2 separate regions of the Mus musculus genome follow, and region 1 is linked to region 2. A link is a loop called in an ENCODE intact Hi-C map of the cell type or tissue named here. Cell type or tissue: heart. All regions are shown on one strand. Links, peaks and the distances in the headings refer to the core of each region. The heading gives the core; the rest is flanking DNA. Region 1 overlaps Sorl1 (sortilin-related receptor, LDLR class A repeats-containing). Region 2 holds the start of Sorl1 (sortilin-related receptor, LDLR class A repeats-containing).

Region 1 (8,824 bases), core at 587-8,586, 51 kb after region 2:
GGAACATGGCTGACCTACCAGGGACCACATTCTAAGAGAAAATCGACTCTCTCTCCCAGAAGCCATCACACCAACAGCTCCTCTGCTGCAGGTAGAGGCTCATGAGTGCCTCGCCCCCGCTCTGGAATGTCCACTGGCTTGACACGGTGCTTGGCTGGTGTAGGCAGTCATAGCTATGCGAGTTCATGAATTCTTTGTTCTTGTCATGTCCAGAAGGCATTGTTTTGCCCAGGTCCTCTTGGCTACTGGCTCTTAGAATCTTTCTGCCTCCTTTCTGCAACGTTCCCTGAACGTCAGGGAGGATGGATGTGGTATAGACATCCTGTTTATGGCTGATGCTCCTCTGATGCTTATCCTCTGCATTTTGAGCAATTGTGAGCTTCTGTGTTAACCACTGTCCTTGGTGCAAAACCACTTCTCTGATAAAGACTGACGGCGGCACTAATCTATGGGTGCAGAAGTATCTATTTGGAAGATACTTTTAATATTATGTCCATTTAGCAACATAATAGTAATAGGTTTGCCCTTGTGCCTGTGAGCTTTCCAGCTATGAGTTCTTGGTCAGGTTTACAGTTTCAGGCAAGTGCTTCCTATATGGTGCAGGTCTCTTAAGTCTAAATGGAAAGCCATTGGTTACTGCTATAACATTCATTCCACTATTGCACCTGTAGGTGTTTCTTGCCATGTTGACCATTTTCTGGATCACAGAGATCAGAGCCAGATGGGACTGTTGGTGACTTTTTCTCCTTAGCAGCTTTCATCCTTCCTCTGGGACTATGGAAGCTAGTCGTAGTTTACCTATGCTTTATTTATTTATTTATTTATTTATTTATTTATTTATTTATTTATTTTTCCTTACGTGAGATCTTGCTATGTTACCTAGGCTGGTCTCTAACTCCTAGGCTCAAGTGATTTTCTTCCCCCAGCCTCCCGAGTACCTGGGATGTGCCAATCTGATTAGTGTTGTTACTGGGACGAAAGACTGTAGGGAAAGAATTTAAAAGAGAAAGGTTGGTTTTGACACAGGACTTCGGAGCTTTCGGTGTGTAACCGTGGGGAGGGTGGGGCGGGGCGGGGTAGCTCACTTCACTTCATGATGCTCTGGAAAAGAGAAGCCTACACTCATGGCTTGCTCCTCTCCCTCTTTTTATTCCATCTGGGTCCCTAGCCAGCCTGGGGACAGTGCCTCCGTGTGTGTTCAGAGTAGGTCATCTCCCTTTTGTTAATTGTCTTTGGAAATGCCCCAGAGACACAGCCAGAGAGGCGCTTTCTTGATCCCTTAGATGTTTCTTAGTGCAATCAAGTTGAAAGAGATGGGTCATTGGGTGGGAGGAGAGGCCTGGGCCACTGTGCTGGGTTTCTGTGTTTTATGTCTGATGTCCCCTGCTGGGAACATCTGTGGTGATTGGCTAGAAGCTTTGTCATTGATCCAGAGGAGACTGCACCACTGCCAGCTCTTAGCTACTGTCCAGGTCACCCCACACCCTGGGAGGGCTCCTGCTGTCCACCCCTTCTAGCTGAGCCACTATGAGACTTGAAATTGAAGAGCTTATCACTGCATTCTTGGCCTTTGTAATTAAGAATATACCAATTCTCACTTCCCCCTTGGTGACTCATGACTTTTTTTTTGCTTTACTATCATCTCAGATATACACTGAAATCTACATCATTTGCTTATCAGAACCGAAAATGCAAAACTTAAAAAAAATTAACCTGTCCATAAAGTATCAAATCCTGTAGCATCCACCCAGATGAACACATTTAAACACTGCACACGTTTGTAGGTCTAGTCATGGACTCAGCCTGTCAGGATTTCAATGCAGAATGAAAGTCTTGCAAGCTGAGTATGGTGACTTATACCTGGAACCCTAGCACTTAGGAGGTACAGCAGGAGGATCAGTGGTTCAAGGCTATCTACCCCCAACCGGACAGTGTGTTCAAGGCCAGCCTGGGCTATATGAGATTCTGTCTCAGAAGGAAGAAATAATTCCTTTTCTAAAAACCTTAATTCTCTTCTTAGAGTGTAGCCTAGAAATGGTATGGTGCATATGTGAAGGAGGAGGCAGTGTATTCCCGTGCGTTTTATGAGAAAGCGCTTCTGGAAATCACCAGTGTGAAGTGGAAAGATGTCTGCAATACATGATTCATGAAGAAAGGCTAAACTGCTTTGGCCAGGTTTGCACTCAGTATTCATGAAGGAGTTGCTTTGGCCAGGTTTGCATGCAGTATTCACGAAGGAGTTGCTAGGTAGTTCCTCTCTTCTGACCCAGTTTGATTGCACGCATAAAATTGTCTTAGGCCACCGAGAATGCCACTAGAAAGTGACAGCCAGAATGGGCATTGTGTCTCTTTCTTGCGCTGCCTCAGGTAGACAAGCAAGCTGTGGCTATGGTAATGTTTGCATCTTTCCATTCCTGGAAATATCCTGTGGAGTTATTCTTAACATGCCCTCACTGGCCTTTGAGTCTCCACTCAGATAGGAAGACTACGGAAACCCAGCATGGCCAAAATGATATCACCGCCAGCTGATCTGGTACGCCCAAGTAGCTTCCCCCCAGACCAACATGATATCTTTCTTGTCATCTCATTAACCAGTGCTTGACTGTATGACTATACATGCTGAAGAGAAGATAAAGAATGGAGATCTTTACTCTGGATGGTCAGGGCCCTGTTGTTTAGGGATGAAGGGAGGCTCAGTGTTAGGGGAAGGCTCAGTGTTGTTTGTCACTGTATTGGGATGTTTGTGTGTGACTGTGCAGGTGCATAGAGCCTCTGCCAGTGGACACTCTGGAAGGTGGAATGGGGACAGGGTAGGGCAGTGGGAGCAGAACTCTTTATTTTATCATACACTGATTTGTACTGTTAAGTCTGCTCCACAGGGCTTACTAATAACAGTTAAAAAGTAAAAAGGCCAACTAATAAAACCCCACTGTTTATTAGGAAAAGCGACAGAGCCTGACAGTGTCCTGCACAGTAACTGGTGTGTCATGATCTAAAATATTGCTAAAATATTTCTTGATGGCCATAAAACAATACAATAACACTCTCACAATACCTCAGGGTTAACCTGAATTATTTTAGGTAAGGAATAATTCTCTCAGAAGCAGGGAAAGTATGCCTTTTGAGACTTTGAAGAAAGATTGATATATAGTGGTCTATAAATTTGTATTTATGGGATAAGAGTGGCATGCATATATATGTATATGTATACACACACACACAGATGTGGTATTTCTCTTTCTGAGTGAGGCTTATCTCCAGTTGTATACATTCTCCTACAAATGTCATGATTTAATTGTTCTGTCGGACTGAATAAAATTTATTATTTAAATATATTGCATTTTCTTCATCTGATCCTTTGCCTATGGAAACCTGGACTGGTTCCCTTTCTTAGCTATTGTGGTATAGACTTGGATGTGCAAGGACCTCTGCTGGGTCAGAGCAGGTTTGATGTCTAGTTTCGAGGAACCTCCAAGCTGACAGCAGTAGTTGGCTGCTCCGTTCACACTTCTCCGTCAGGTGGGCTCTTTCTCCACCACTGGGCGTCATCTATTTTCTCTATGAGAGCCATTTTGACTAGTGTGAAATGAAATCTCAAAGCAGTTTTAATTCTCATGTCTCTGATGGCTAACGATACAGGAACGCTTTTCAATTTATTTACTGACTGTTGTATTTCTGTTGAAACTTCCAGCTGACGTTGGGCCTTTGGTGTTACTGGAAATTGTCTTGTTTTGGGGAACAGAGTTTAAAGTAGTGAAAAAAACATAACATGCAATATGTGTATTTCGTGGGCATGTGTATTCATTGGTAGTCATGAAGATCTTTGTATGCACAGGACACCTTAACATCTTTATGACCCAGTGATATCTTAAAATATCTAATGCAACGTTAGATACTTAGCATTGTTGATTGCTCTGTTCTATCAGACTCTCTCTCTACACACACACACATACACACATACACATACATATATCCTACTTGATGGGAAATGTTTAGAGATTGGATCATGGAATTACCAAGCATTTTGCAGAGTCTTGCAAATTGAAGCCTTTTTGGGCTTTGTATAGTGTATGGCTGAGCTCACCTGTGCAGACTTAAAGCTGCAGGCTCTGCTCTGTTTGAACTCCATGGCCTTCTCCCTCCCCACCGCTCTTTTTCACACTCTGGTGGCCTCCACCACCCTCCCTGTGTCCAAGTTCCTCTGTCATACCATTGTCTCTCTTCCTTTGATACCCTCAGACTGTCTGTAGGAATTGTAGATCGAGTGTCCTGTACTAAACAGCTCAGCTCTGAGCAGATATTGTAAAAAGAGAAGAGGGACCGAGTCACAGACTGCTTTGTGTTTTCAGCAGAATCAGAGGGTTTGACCTGTTTTCTTTTCCTCATGTTTTGAGGGACTGTCATCTGGCACAGTTAATTTTCCTCTTCTCTTCCTTGGCAGCATCTTCCGGGCAGCCAGCAGCAGTCATCTGTCCAGCTCTGGGTCTCCTTTGGCCGGAAGCCTATGAGAGCAGCCCAGTTTGTCACAAAGCATCCTATTAATGTGAGTGAGGTCTGCTGGAAGCCGGGAAGGGGAGGATGCTTGTCTCCAAGCCTCATGGGAATGTCCTGCTGGTGTGAGCATTTTACATTCTCCCTGTGGGCACCCTCTAGAGAGGCCTCTGAAGAGACCTGTTATACTCTGGGCCTGTTGGTCTGCTGCTGTGCACTTCACTGTTGGAAGGGGAGCTGAATGGGAATCGTTTTTCTGCTTTAAGTGCAGTAAGATTGGCAGAAGGGTCAGTGCCCGTCACTGGCCTCGTATGCCAGTCCTCGGGCAAGGGGAGATTTGTGCATGGCATTTGCTTATTAACCACATGCTGTATTCCTTGCAGATGACTAAGGTTCCAGAAGGGGATGTATTTGGGTTCTGTTTTTGTAGAAACAGACAGGTTAGAAAGACCAAGAACAGAGTGGAGAAAGCATAACATAGCCAGTATTCAAATGAATTCAATATTAGTACATACCTCAAATGAATTCAGCATTAGTACATACTGACTGCTAAGAAGGCACAGTTGTGGATCACCAGGGTAGAGCCTGCAGCCAGGAGGTTGCCTTGGAAGGCTTTGGCATCAGCCAGCGGGTATGTAACAGGAATGATGATCAGGTCTGTTTAGTTTCTATGGGTTCTTTCAGTCTCCCAAGGGAAAAGAAGAGAAAATGAAATGCGTGCTAATCTATATTGTGCCTTGTGCTATAAAAGGTCTGTTGGGGGAGAAGAGGAGACATCATTACCAAAAAGAGGTTTCTAGGTCATTTATGGAGGTCAGAGGCCCATTCTTCTCTGGTGCTGTACCAGCAAGCTCTATGGGTAGACCAGTCATGGATACTTGGAAGGGAAAATCATTTCAGCTATGTCAGTTTGCAGGGGGAGGGGGGGGCTATCTGTGACTTTATACCCACTTTTATCACTGGGACACGTGAGGTCATTGCCTGCATGTGTGTATAAAAACCCCCAGGGATAATTGGGTTTTTAACTGTTTGTTTTCTGACTTTGTCTTCTGAAGGAATATTACATCGCTGATGCCGCCGAGGACCAGGTGTTCGTGTGTGTTAGCCACAGTAACAACAGCACTAACTTATACATCTCAGAGGCAGAGGGGCTGAAGTTCTCCCTCTCCTTGGAGAATGTGCTGTATTACAGCCCAGGAGGGGCCGGCAGTGACACTCTGGTGAGGTAAGGAAAACCCCCAGCCTCCAGCCTTGAGCCAATCAGGCCACCAGACTCTTCTTACCTTAGTGCTTTTCAAGATTAGTTGTCCATGGGGCCTTGCTTGAGGTGCTTTCGAAGTGTGTACCCCCTCCACCCCTGGATTGGGTGTCCTCAGATTACAATTGAATTGGTCTAGGGTTATGGCTCAGGTTGTCCCCCTCAGGGATTTTGTGTGTGGCCAAGGCTGAGCACTGCTGTTCTAGGTGACACTTAGGACCTCAGCTACTTAGTTAACCATTCCTTTGGGTTTTGTGGTATCTGAGCCAATGGGAAAAAACAGTTGAAAGATACCATCACTTCAGGGGACACAGGGGCCCTGCTTCCAAGTGACTGACAGACAGCCTCTGGTGGTGTGTGATAACAAAGTCCCCAGGGTCATTGTCCCTTTAACTGGTGATCACAAATGTAGGGCTGTTTGATGCTCATAGGACAGGTGCTCTTTGAGTGCTACCTTCTCTGAGGGCTGGGGAGCGGTTGAGCACTCTGGATTTAGTTTTCTGCATGCTTGGCATACGTGGAATCATGGGATGGTATGCAGCCCTCTGGATCTGGCTTCTGGCATGTGTGCAAGGTCCAACCTCATCGGGTGAGTATTAGCATCTCACTTCTTTCTGTGGATGAATAATAGAGTTTGCATGTTTTAATAAGTAAGATTCATGAGCCATTGTCCCTCAGGTGTTTCAGTGACTTTAATTTTCATTCTCCCACCCCACCCCACCACCTCGGAGACTCCCATGTCTATGGAGTGACTGATGAGGCTCAATGATGACTTCATCATTTTACTCATTTGTCATATATTCAGATAAGTTTCTCATGGTAGGAAAGAGTGGGATCCCCCACCCCCTAGAGAGGACCTCTAAGGAAGGGGTCCTCTGTTATGTGACCATACAGCTTTGTCACACCTGGAAACTGCCCTTTACATGTGACAGGTTCCTTCCGTGGTGCCTGAGACTGCAGTGCGTCATCCGGTTGAGATATTGAAAAGAGATTCGTGTTGACAGTGGTAGGCCAGCATCCTGTCGAGCTTTCTTCATATAGCCAGGCTTTATCTCAGGGCGACAAGGGTTCAGATGTGTTCAGTCCAATGAGCTGTTATCATTCGTGGGTTTGTCTCAGCCAAATGAGATGGGGTAAGGGAGAATTCTCAGATGCATCAGCAGGCTGGTTTAGAATAGATGGCTCTGGACGGAGAAGGGCAGTGTGATGCTGACAAATTGGCTCTTGTTTCCTTAAAGAAGAGGAGTGAGAACTCTTAACAGGGACTCACTCTCACTTTTGTGGGTTGTGCTTGAAGGAATCTCATGGGACGCCATAGCGAGTTGTATGACTCATGTAGGAACTAATGTGCTAACTAGGTGGCAGACCCGTAGGGACAGCTTTGGAGGGAACACTTGGCTCAGTCAGTGGTGGGGATAATTGCCAGTGTGTAGATGCACAGGGTATGGCTGAAGGGGAAGCCAGGTGAACTTTCTGGCAAGTTTTAGCCCATAGCGCCTGGGAAAGGAGGGGAGAAATGCTTTGGAGTGGGCTGGTAGAGATGATGAGAGAAAACAAACTCTCAGGAGAGAGTGCAGGCGTGAAGTCTGTTGTTTTAGTACAAGCCAAAGAGGGAAATGAAGGTGTGGCTGGACATCAGAGCAGAGCCTGGCAAAAGCTGGCAGGCAGTAAATGCTAAAGCCCCCAGAAGATAACAGGGAAAAGAACCAGGTCTTGAGAGAAAGCCAGGCCTCCCACATGGGCATAATAAGCAGGGAGCCTCAGGATGGTAGCTTCCGAAGGGAAGAGAGCTGAGGTGAGCGTACAGAAGGCCAGAGCCCATTAACCCATTCTCCAACAGAGACCCAAGGAATTCCACCCACATCAGAGGGTTTAGTCTACGCACCTGGGTTTGCGAGGTGTGGGGGGAGGGGCTTTTCTCATCCTGCCAACCAAGAACAGCTTCATTGGTACTACGTATTTCTTCCCTTTCCTGCGGTAGAGGTTGTGTGTGTCTCCCTATCTGAGGTGGTCCAACCATCACCCAGTTCAGGGGATTCCTACAGCATATGATGGGGACTTGGGAGCTTTACTGTACAGCCCATGGCTCAGAAACCCCGACCTAAAGGGCACATGTCCAGCTTAAAAAGCCACACATGAACCATGGTGACCGTTCGTCATACATGTTGTATTTCTAATGAGCATGCGATGTGAATGAAAAATTTCTTTCCAGTGGGCTTTGAGGGTAGCAAGTAAGACCTGGGCGGTCTTTACTGTCCTGTTAGCCAGAGCTGCCTCAGGCTTTATAGAGCTGTCCTCTCGCTGCCCGCACTGCTTCACTGCAGACCAGCAAGAGATGCTGTGAGGATTCCTGACAGGGAGCCCCGTGCTCAGTGCTTATGAATTGTATTTCTAGAGATCAGATGAGACTGTGAGCCTCAGCACTGTTACCTGTGTCTTACATACCTGGCTCAAGGCTTCCCACTTGTCCAGGCTTCTTGAAGGATTTGGACCAATAGTCAAAGTGAGGAGATGGATCTCGCTCTGTCAACTTCTTTAAGATGTCTTTTACATTCTAAGTGTCCTCTGAGGAGTTGTTGGCTGACTGAGCATCCTGGCCCTTTAAAAACAATCTCTCTCTCTTTCTCTCTCTCTCTCTCTCTCTCTCTCTCTCTCTCTCTCTCTCTCTCTCTCTCTCTCTCTCTGCAAGTTATTTAACTCTAAAAAATGATGTATGGTGAACCTTGTAAACATATAAGCGAAAGTAACAAGATATAAAAGGGTATTGCATGATTCAGTTCATACAGAAGAGCCAGATCAGGCAAATCTGTAGAGACAGAAAGCAGATCTGTGGTTACCAAGGCTTGGGAACTGAAAGAAAAGCAGACAGAGACAGTGCCTGCCAATAATGAAAATGTCCTGGAACTCTCACATTGCATAACAATGTGAGTGTACTTAGTGCCGTGATATTGTGTGCTTTAAGATGGTTCAATATTATGCTGCACACAATGCAAAAATGCCAAGTAAATGCCGATCCCGGGCTTGCACGATTGTTATTCTTTGCCTGCAGGTATTTTGCAAATGAGCCGTTTGCCG
Region 2 (8,824 bases), core at 144-8,143:
TGTTATTTTAAAGTTCCTCCTTTCCTGTCATCCTTTCTCCTCCCCCCTTTCTCTCACAGGGAGAGCCTATGTCTGGGTCTTGGGTGTTTTAAGTAAACACTCCACCTGTGAGTTATATCCATGTGAACGTCAGAAGACAACTTGTAGTTTGGTTGTTTGCCCCCACCATCTGGGTCCTAGAGATCAAACTCAGCTCATCCAGCTTGGCCGCAATCGCCTTTTCTGGCTGAGCCAGCTCGTGAGTAATTGGACTTGCTAAGTTTCGTAGGCTTATCTCAAACTCATGATCCTCTTGCCTTCAACGTCCCAGAAATGGGATTATAGACATTAATCTCGCAAGTGCTGGAGTATGGGTGTCTTCCACCATACTCAGCTTTTGCTAGGTGTTTCCTTTATTCATGTATGTATGTGTGGTATGTGCTATCATACATATGTGTGTTTGTATGTTTGTTTATGTGCATGGACACACGAAAGACACATTCATATGTGTGTGTGTGTGTGTGTGTGTGTATACATTCGTGCACAAGTGTGAAAGTGTGGCCCCCATATGGAGATCAGAGGACAACTTGTTGTAGATGTTGGTTCTCTTTCTCCACTACGTGGGTCCTGGGAATTGAACTCTGCTTACTGGGTTTGGCAACAAGCACCGCACCTTTCCCTGCTAAGCTGTCCATGTATAGATCCATGCATATTGATTTTTGTAGTGATGTTGTCCAGCATCATAGCAAGGCCGTGGGTAGGGCAGAGAGGGCTAGAATACATCTTCCCCTTGTCTATGGCCCTGGGGAGATGGAGGAAGTACAAGCTTTTTTACAACCCAGATCTGGTTTTGAAGTTAGGAAAACTACCCCGCTTGGATTGCACAACTCAGCTCTGACTCCTGTTCGGGGTGAACTTGCCCTGTGGCTCTTCCGCTCTCACCTCTCACGCTCTTGTAGGAGTCCCAAAGGTAGAGAATAATCTTACCGACCAGGGAACCCTCCTAACCCCTGCCCCAAAAGCATAAACAAAAGAGAAAAGAAAAAACAAACCCACCAAACCCATGTAGAAACTTGCCACAAGACCAGAACCATCATGCAGACCTCCAACGCTGCCTGCACAGTCCTTTGCTGTGGGGAGTGTCACAGTTTTTTTTTTTTTTTTTTACATACACGAGCTCACTTGCTTGGTACTCTGACTGTTAGCAGAGGTGGGGTAAGAACTAAGTCCTCTATTTTATAGGTGAGAAAACGGAAGCTCCAGGGAGGGCATTCAGCCAAGTCCCCATAGCTAGAATTGGGCCTTTGCCTTAAAAAAATTCAGTGTGCTTTCTTTCTCCTGTGCCCCATGGTTCTGCAGCCCACGGTCTCCCCGAGAGCCGACTATCCACCTAAGAATGGCTTAGAATGTAGATAATGATTAGAGAGGAAGGCATTCGAGGAGTAAATTAACCGTGTTCAAGCATTCTTGCCAGTTTTATAGCATTGAAATTACAAATCCAAATCAAAATGAGCAAGTAGCTGGTCCTGCCCTACTAATCCTTCCACGCAAATTGCCACCTGAAGCTGAAGCCAGCAGTTCACAGGGGCAGACCGCTTTGTCTTCCACACAACAACTAGAAGCCGCTTGGGGTTGTTTTCTGCTGAGAGCCTAACTCATCGAAGATGGTTCTCATTAAAGATAGCCTGACAAACAACCGATGATCAAATCTCATGCAGGGTGTTCTGACTGTAGGCTGTTCCTTTAGTCTTCTCCTGGGAGTCAAAGATGGCAGAGGTGCTGATGGTTCAGTGGCTGTGAGTTAGGTGGCTCAACAATCATCTGAGTTGGGGAGGGAAAGGGTTGTGGGAGGGTGGGAGGCTGCAGAACCTCAGCTGGGGCGGGTTGAGGGAGATGAAGGGATGCTGGCATTCTTTCACAGGTGATAGTCATATTTTGAGCTCATAGTTACAGAGGCTGGGAGGGAAGTCTGTGAGCATGGCGTTGGCACCTTCTCAGCTTCCAGCAAGAGCCGGATGCTGCTTCAGCTCATAGGAGGTCTAGCTGTTTTAGAGATAAAACAAGGAGGGCTCCTTGCTTTATGAGAACTGCTTTAGGCGGAGCTAAAGTTCAACTGCTCTACCCACTGTTCTTGGGAGAACAAACTTACTCCACTGAGAAAGGCCCGGTTCCTCTCAATAGCATAATCAACCCTTAAAGGCACCCACCACAATGGCAATACACTTCAACCCAGGGACAAACCCAGTTCAGATCATGACAGGTTCTGGCGGGTTGCCCAAAGCGGTATAGATTGGAGGGAGGGAGGAACGAAGGAACTAGATTAGGCTAACTAGACTGAAGTTGAATGGCAAGTAAACAAGAGACAGAACCAAGCTCCGGGCTTGCTGAAGTGGCAGAAAGGTGTGTGTGTGTGTGTGTGTGTGTGTGTGTGTGTGTGTGTGTGTGTGTGTGTGTGTGTGTGTGTGTGTGTGTGAGAGAGAGAGAGAGAGAGAGAGAGAGAGAGAGAGAGAGAGAGAGAGAGAGAGAGATCGAGAGAGATCACCTTCCCTTCTCTAAACCAATGGACGGCTTTGAGTCATCCCAATAACCAGGACTGGAGTCTGGAGAGACCTAGGATGAAATACAGGTTAATACTTAACTGCTCCCACCAGCTGGGGGAAAAATGTATAAAAGCGGTTACAATCTGGCTCTTGGAGCTGATTTTAAGGTGCATTGAAAGTGCACCCCGTCTTTGGGCATCTGATTCCTCCAGTACATGAGCAGTCTTTACAGCCTTTACAACTAATGGTGTTTGGTTGAAACACACATCTTAGCTCTGAGAGTGGCTCAATGCTGGAACATCTTAAGGGACCAAAGCAGGAGGCTGGTAGGGCCCTGGGCCATGCCTAGTGTAGTTGTCCAGGTGGAGCAAGTATAGCCTAGGTTTTACTGCTTCTGGGCAGGGTGTTTGTCTGCTATACTCTGCTGGACGCAGGGGCAGTTAGTTCAGCTTGATCAAAGGTAGTTTGAGCTGTAGCCATTTCAAGCGCATTTCTGGTAGTTGAAACCACGTAAGTTTCACAAACCAGCAGGTTCATCTTGACTTACTTTGTTGGTGTGCTAAGGGCCAGTTCTGTGGTTTGCTTTCCATTGGAGGTGAACATGAGGCCAAGGCCCAGGAAGGTGGTTGAGTGGCTGCACAAGGTGCAGAGACTGATGGCAGTTTGGGGCGACCAGGGTACCCCAGGAGCCCATGGAGTAGCTAACTCAACCCGGGGAAATAGAGCACGGCGCCCACGCAACTCTTCACTGCGGTAGGGAGGGCGAGGTGTGCGCGAAGGGGACCACGGTGCCCTCAGGCGGGCGCTCCCTGCCTTGACTTCCCCATCCCAGGGGGCGGGGCCGCAGTCGCAGCGAGCGGAGAAAGTGCGCGAAGGGGGACGCGCTGCGAGCTCACACGTGACGGCACGGCGCCGAGCGAGCGGGACCCGGCGGCGGCGGTGGCCGTGGCTGCGGTGGCGGGCGCAGCGGAGCGGCCCGGGCGGCTTGGAGCCCCGGGAGCGGCGCGCGCGGCCCCGGCCCTGGCCCCGCGCTGTCCCGGCGCGCGCTGCACATTCTCTCCTGGCGGCGGCGCCACCTGCGGGAGCGTTCGCCCGAACATGGCGACACGGAGCAGCAGGAGGGAGTCGAGACTCCCTTTCCTATTCGCCCTGGTCGCGCTGCTACCCCGCGGGGCTCTCGGCGGGGGCTGGACGCAGAGATTGCACGGTGGCCCGGCGCCCTTGCCCCAGGACCGGGGCTTCTTCGTGGTGCAGGGCGACCCGCGCGATCTCCGGCTAGGAACGCACGGGGATGCCCCGGGGGCGAGCCCGGCGGCCAGGAAGCCACTCAGGACCCGGCGGAGCGCTGCTCTGCAGCCCCAGCCTATCCAGGTGTATGGACAGGTGAGCACTTCTGCAAGCCACCTCCTTCCAGCCCCTTTCTCTCCCACCACTTCCTCACCCCCGCACCCATCCTTTGCAGTCGCTTCCCAGGTGCTGGCTCCGCTTGGGGACTTCCCGGCTGGCATGTTTGTTTCATTTCTTTTTCTTCTCCTTTCCCCCTGTACATCACATGAGTACAGCCGTCAGCACTCTGGTCGCATAGATCTTTTTTCTTTTTCCTCCTTTCTGTCGATTTTAGCAGATGTGTTCCAGGTAACTGGAAGGGTGCAGAGCCTCTCTTCCCTAGCCTGTATGCAGACAGACTAGGGTAGTTTCTGGCAGGATTTTGAGGGGTACAGCATAAATTTTACATCTGGATAAAAACGGGCATAACCCCCCTCCCTTCCACCCCAACTCCCGTACCATCCTTTGGCAGCGGGAGCGAGAATCCTGCAGTTGTAAAGCACTTAAGCAGAATTGCAGAGGAGGGCATGCCATGTTTATTCTCATGAACCCCAGTAAAGGTGGGCAACTCTCAAAGCGCTACGAATGCCCCTTGTGTACCCAGTAGACATATGTGTGCGTGTGAGCTCGTGAATATCTGCGTGTAAGGCTGGATTCTCTTCGTTGGGAGTACAGCACATCAATCCGTCCCCTTTCCATCCCAGCCCTTCAAGGTGATGGCTTTATTTTAGATAGAAACTATCTCTTATGACACTTGGGATTTGAGACTACTGCAAGAAATTTGCTGGGCTTAATATTCATTAAAGGATTTATTTCTATCCAGGCAATGGGTTTATTAGGTCATAAGTAACACACATTTCACTCATGGCCCCCACTGACTGCTGGGTTGCCAAGTTGAATTTGTCCCCCTTCGTATCAGCGCTGGTGGAATCAATTTGCCCGTATTATTGTCTACTCAGAGACTCCCAGTCCTTCAGTTAAGATTGACATCAGCAAAACTAGAAGGTCGGTGGGAGAGAAATGGTGGGCCTGATGGAGCTGACCAACACAACCATGTCCCAGAGCGACTGTTGCTTTCTAAAGTACAAATTAAGTGATTAGCTGGGGGTTCTGCCTTTCTTCACTGATTTTGGCTATAGCAAAGTCTTCCTTCAGGCCATACATAGAGTTAAGCAATCAACTCCTGGAGCCAGAAAGCGTCTCATAAAACATGCCACCCTATTGTGTCACCCTATTGTGTCACGTTTTGAGTGAAGAAACCCAAACTGTGACAGGTGCGATGACTGGTCCAAGGTCACGCAGGAAAGGGCTGTGAGCACTGTAGTTCTCTTGCCTGCATGGTCTCACTGACCTTTGGGTGCTGGGAGGTGGGGGGTCACCTTGTCTCTGCTCAGTGCTTCCTAAACATCTCCTTTCTAAAATAAAATGTATATATCGTTATGAAGACAGAGGGGCGGTTGTGTGTGGGTGGGAGTAGCTGACATCTGCCCACCACCAGACCACTTGCCCCTGGGCAGGAATGTATACCAGATGACCTGTAACTGCTTGATGGTGTATGTATGTGCGTGTGCGTCTGTGTGTACGTGGTGTGTGCAGCGCTTAGACTCCTGAAGCCCACCTGCCCTGTTTTGGGCCCAGATCCTTGTGCCCCCCTTTTCATCCCCATCTGAAACTTCCTTTTTGTAATTTGGAAGTCAGCAAGATTGCTCTTGGCAGGCATGGCAGCTTGGAATTGCCGAGGGTGGGTCTCTCCAGCTTGCTGAGCTCTGCTGTGCTCCTGAGAGGGTGGGCTGGGTGTGGGAGGAGTGAGTGTTCAGGTCCCCTCCAGCCTAGCTTTGGTGGACAGAGGCACCTTCTAGTCTCCGTGGCATCCATGCAGGTGCTCTTTATTTCCTCCTTCCTTAGGGTTTGCCCTGTGAAAATCTCCCAGGGATTTATAGCAAGCTAGAGACGAACTCTGTCCTCTTTGGGAGCCTCTCCAAACACTTCCCCCCCACCCCCCGCCCCCTGCGCTTTGCTTTCATGTCTTCAGGCCAGCCAGACTGGTTCCATTGAAGGATGCAGATCCAGCCAACAGTTGGACTCAGAATGAGGCATTCCCACACAACAGTGAGGATCCCTCCTGTACCCGTCCTCACTAGGGCTGCCTTCCTAGGCCCCCATTCCCTATTGCTACAGGTTAAGGAAAAAAATAGCATTACCCTTCCTTGTGGAGGAGTGGACTCAGACAGAAGGAAGACCTAACTTTATGGTATGGGATTTCTGCCACAAGCTCTAACCTGGTGCAGGCCCTTCGGACTACAGGCTCAGGAAGCAGTGACTGAATGGCTTAGGGGCTCTTCTCTGGGTCTCTGGGGTGATGTATGTCTATTTGGAATCACCTCTGTAGCTGAGGTGGCCATATGTGTACCTCGGTTTTTCCTGGGACATACCCAGGTATGAATAGTGCCTCCACCCCCTACCCCCCCAAATGCGGCTGTGTTATTAATCTGTATGCTTGTTTGAACTCTTACCCTGCACCAAGTTATATAAATTCCCTTCAATTCTTAAACCCACATAATTACAGTGGACAGTTGTCTGAAGGGGATATGTTTCTCAAAACACACACACACAAACAAGCAGCAAACAAAGAAAACAATTGAACTCGAGGTCATTGTAAACAAACAGGTGATAACCAGCAGACCTGTCACACTCAACCGGCCCTTACCCTACCGTGGGCTTATGTGGCTGAGGGAGGCTCTGGACCTGGAGTGATGGCTGGGGACAGGGAGACTTAGGTGCTCTGCAGTTTCTTGTCCTTGGGCCTTGGTGAGGGTAAGGGAGTAAGGGGACACTTGTCAGAGCTGGAAGCAGAAGCCAGGGAGGTGGTGAGAAGGTCACTAGCCTCAGGGGGGACAGAAGGAAGGCTTTGCCAGGGAAATTTTGGCAGAGAAAGGAGCCTGTTAACAGCATGTCACACTGGAGTGACCCTTCTTTTACCTTCCTCACTTTATGGAGTAAAGATTTTGTTATTTTGACTATATTCCTTCTCAGGATCTTTTTCTTAGAAAGATTTCCTAATACGAGGAGAGTGGTTCTGACATGATCACCCAGAAACACATTTGCAATAGTAGAGACCAACAGACCAGATTCTAAGGCTTTTCTACATAAGTTCAAATTTTACAAGGAAGGCCTATCCTTTAAAAGAGGTCAAATTAAAGGAGGAGGAAGCAATAGCTTTTAAATATATAATATATGTAATTATTATTGACAATAATCTCTAGTACATTTCTTGATAACTGTGCATATTATTAATGATTTAATAATGTATAAATATATTTAATTAATTTATATATTAAATTGTTTTGGTGGTGGTGGGGTCTCATTTAGCCGAAGTTGGCCTGAAACTGACCATGAAGCTCAGGCTAGCCTCTTAACTGGCGTTCCTCCTCTCTCTGCCTCCAGAGTACTGGGGTTAGAGGCGTGGATTGGCACGCGCAGTTTGTCCATGGTTCTTGCCACACTGATTTCTTTCCTGTTCTTTGTAATCACTCTTGCTTTGTGTTCTTCCCCTAAGGTCTTCTTCACCTCTTCTCTTTGCTTAGAGAACCCCCTTTCTGTTCTCCAAGCCTCCCGGGCCCTTAGTATTCCCAGCTCTGTGGGAACCGTTGTGTGCCTGGTTCCAGCCCTTACTGCCCTGGATTATAAGGAATGCCTGATCTCCCTGTGTGCTTCTTGTGTGTGTGTGTGGTGGAGGGGCAGGATTTGCTCCTCTGTGTCTCACTGTATGGGAGACCCTTGATAACCATCTGTGGACCAGTTTTCTACCTGGAAGAAGCGGTGTAGAGAGTGGGCAGCACAGTAAGTTATATAAAGTTATCTACGAGCAGGAGCAAGGGAAGGCCCACCAACTGACAAAAGGCTTTGGCTCACTCCGTGGTGCTGAAGCTGATGGGATGGCCCTTGGGAGTGTAGCCCTGGGTTTCCTGTGCTATCTGGGAGTTAATTCCAATAAAGACGTAGAATTCTATTTTTGCAGTGTTCTCCCTTTTAGGGCTCTCATATTGGTTTTTGCTAATGGTATTTTTAATTTGTGTGGGGGGGGGGAGGGGAGAGAGAGTTGGGGATCGGGGATCCTTTGGAATGAGGCATAAGGCCTAACAGGATTTACAGGTTTATTTTGCTTGCAACAAGCTCTCTGTTCATAATTCTTGCATTTTAGAGGACGGAGAGGATACAGTGTCCTGGTTTGAGACTAGAAACAAAGTGTCCATTACAGCACAAGGGCCTTGGACAAAAGGCCTCCTTTGGGGAAAGAATACTGTTTGGCTTTAGATCACTCTGCTGTTGATTCTTACACGATATACTTGCCTGGGAAAGAATTGGCCGGTTGATTCTGAAGTTAGGATGTCTGACCTGTGGGCTTCCAGATGAAGCCGAGAAGGCTACACGCTGGCGGTGCCAAGCTGAGTTTTGCGTAGGTGAAGACCTGGTTGCCCTCTTGGGTTGGTGAGGGATGTGACCTTGAAATCCCTCTCCTGGTTGCGCCTGGATCCCTTCTCTTGAGTTCTGGGCTGTGTCTGGCACGGTTTGGTTCATCGGTAGATTAGAGCCTGGAACAGTAGAGGCTTTGTGGTTGAAGGGATGGAAAAAAGGGGGCCCACGGAGAGACACTGAGAATTCAAAGGATGGGAGGAGAACTTACCCACTGAGCTTCCATAGTCTTCAGCAGATAATGCCTGCTAACAAAGCCATTGTGCTCTGAGGAAATGTGTGGAGGCCGGTGAATCCTTTTGCGGTCTCCTGTATCCCCTTCTCAGTTGGTAACACTTGTTGCCAGGTTATTGTTACGATTTCCTTACAGAAATCTAACGCACAACATATAAGTATGAATGCACACAAAATCGAGTTATCAGCAGCCTTTTATTGCCCATAGCCCTTGGTGTCATGAATAATGAGGTTAATTTAAACTCTAAATATATTTGTGGGGTGGTGACCAT

What was found. Peaks named below come from ENCODE experiments on the same cell type or tissue, not always from the same donor. Only the 100,000 strongest peaks of a DNase experiment are listed, where the experiment ranks them.
Region 1: a loop joins it to region 2, with 2.0 times the contacts of the local background. A loop is called at or near these places in 9 of 42 quality-filtered maps.

Annotation. Positions count from the first base shown.
Region 1 is chr9:42,067,964-42,076,787 of GRCm38, reverse strand. It overlaps Sorl1 (sortilin-related receptor, LDLR class A repeats-containing), which reads left to right. Exons shown (of 48, transcript NM_011436.4): 7 at 4,442-4,543; 8 at 5,547-5,716; 9 at 8,799-8,824. Among named protein-coding and RNA genes, the nearest start is that of Gm16214, 50 kb to the right of the region's middle. In heart, for the core only: no CTCF peak of the experiment used is centred there; no DNase peak of the experiment used is centred there.
Region 2 is chr9:42,118,907-42,127,730 of GRCm38, reverse strand. Sorl1 (sortilin-related receptor, LDLR class A repeats-containing) reads left to right here and starts at 3,434. Exons shown (of 48, transcript NM_011436.4): 1 at 3,434-3,902. The coding sequence starts at 3,618. In heart, for the core only: a CTCF peak has its summit at 3,610 (motif pointing left); a DNase peak (open chromatin) is centred at 3,390; H3K4me3 peaks cover 1,989 bases; H3K27ac peaks cover 1,674 bases; H3K27me3 peaks cover 1,765 bases.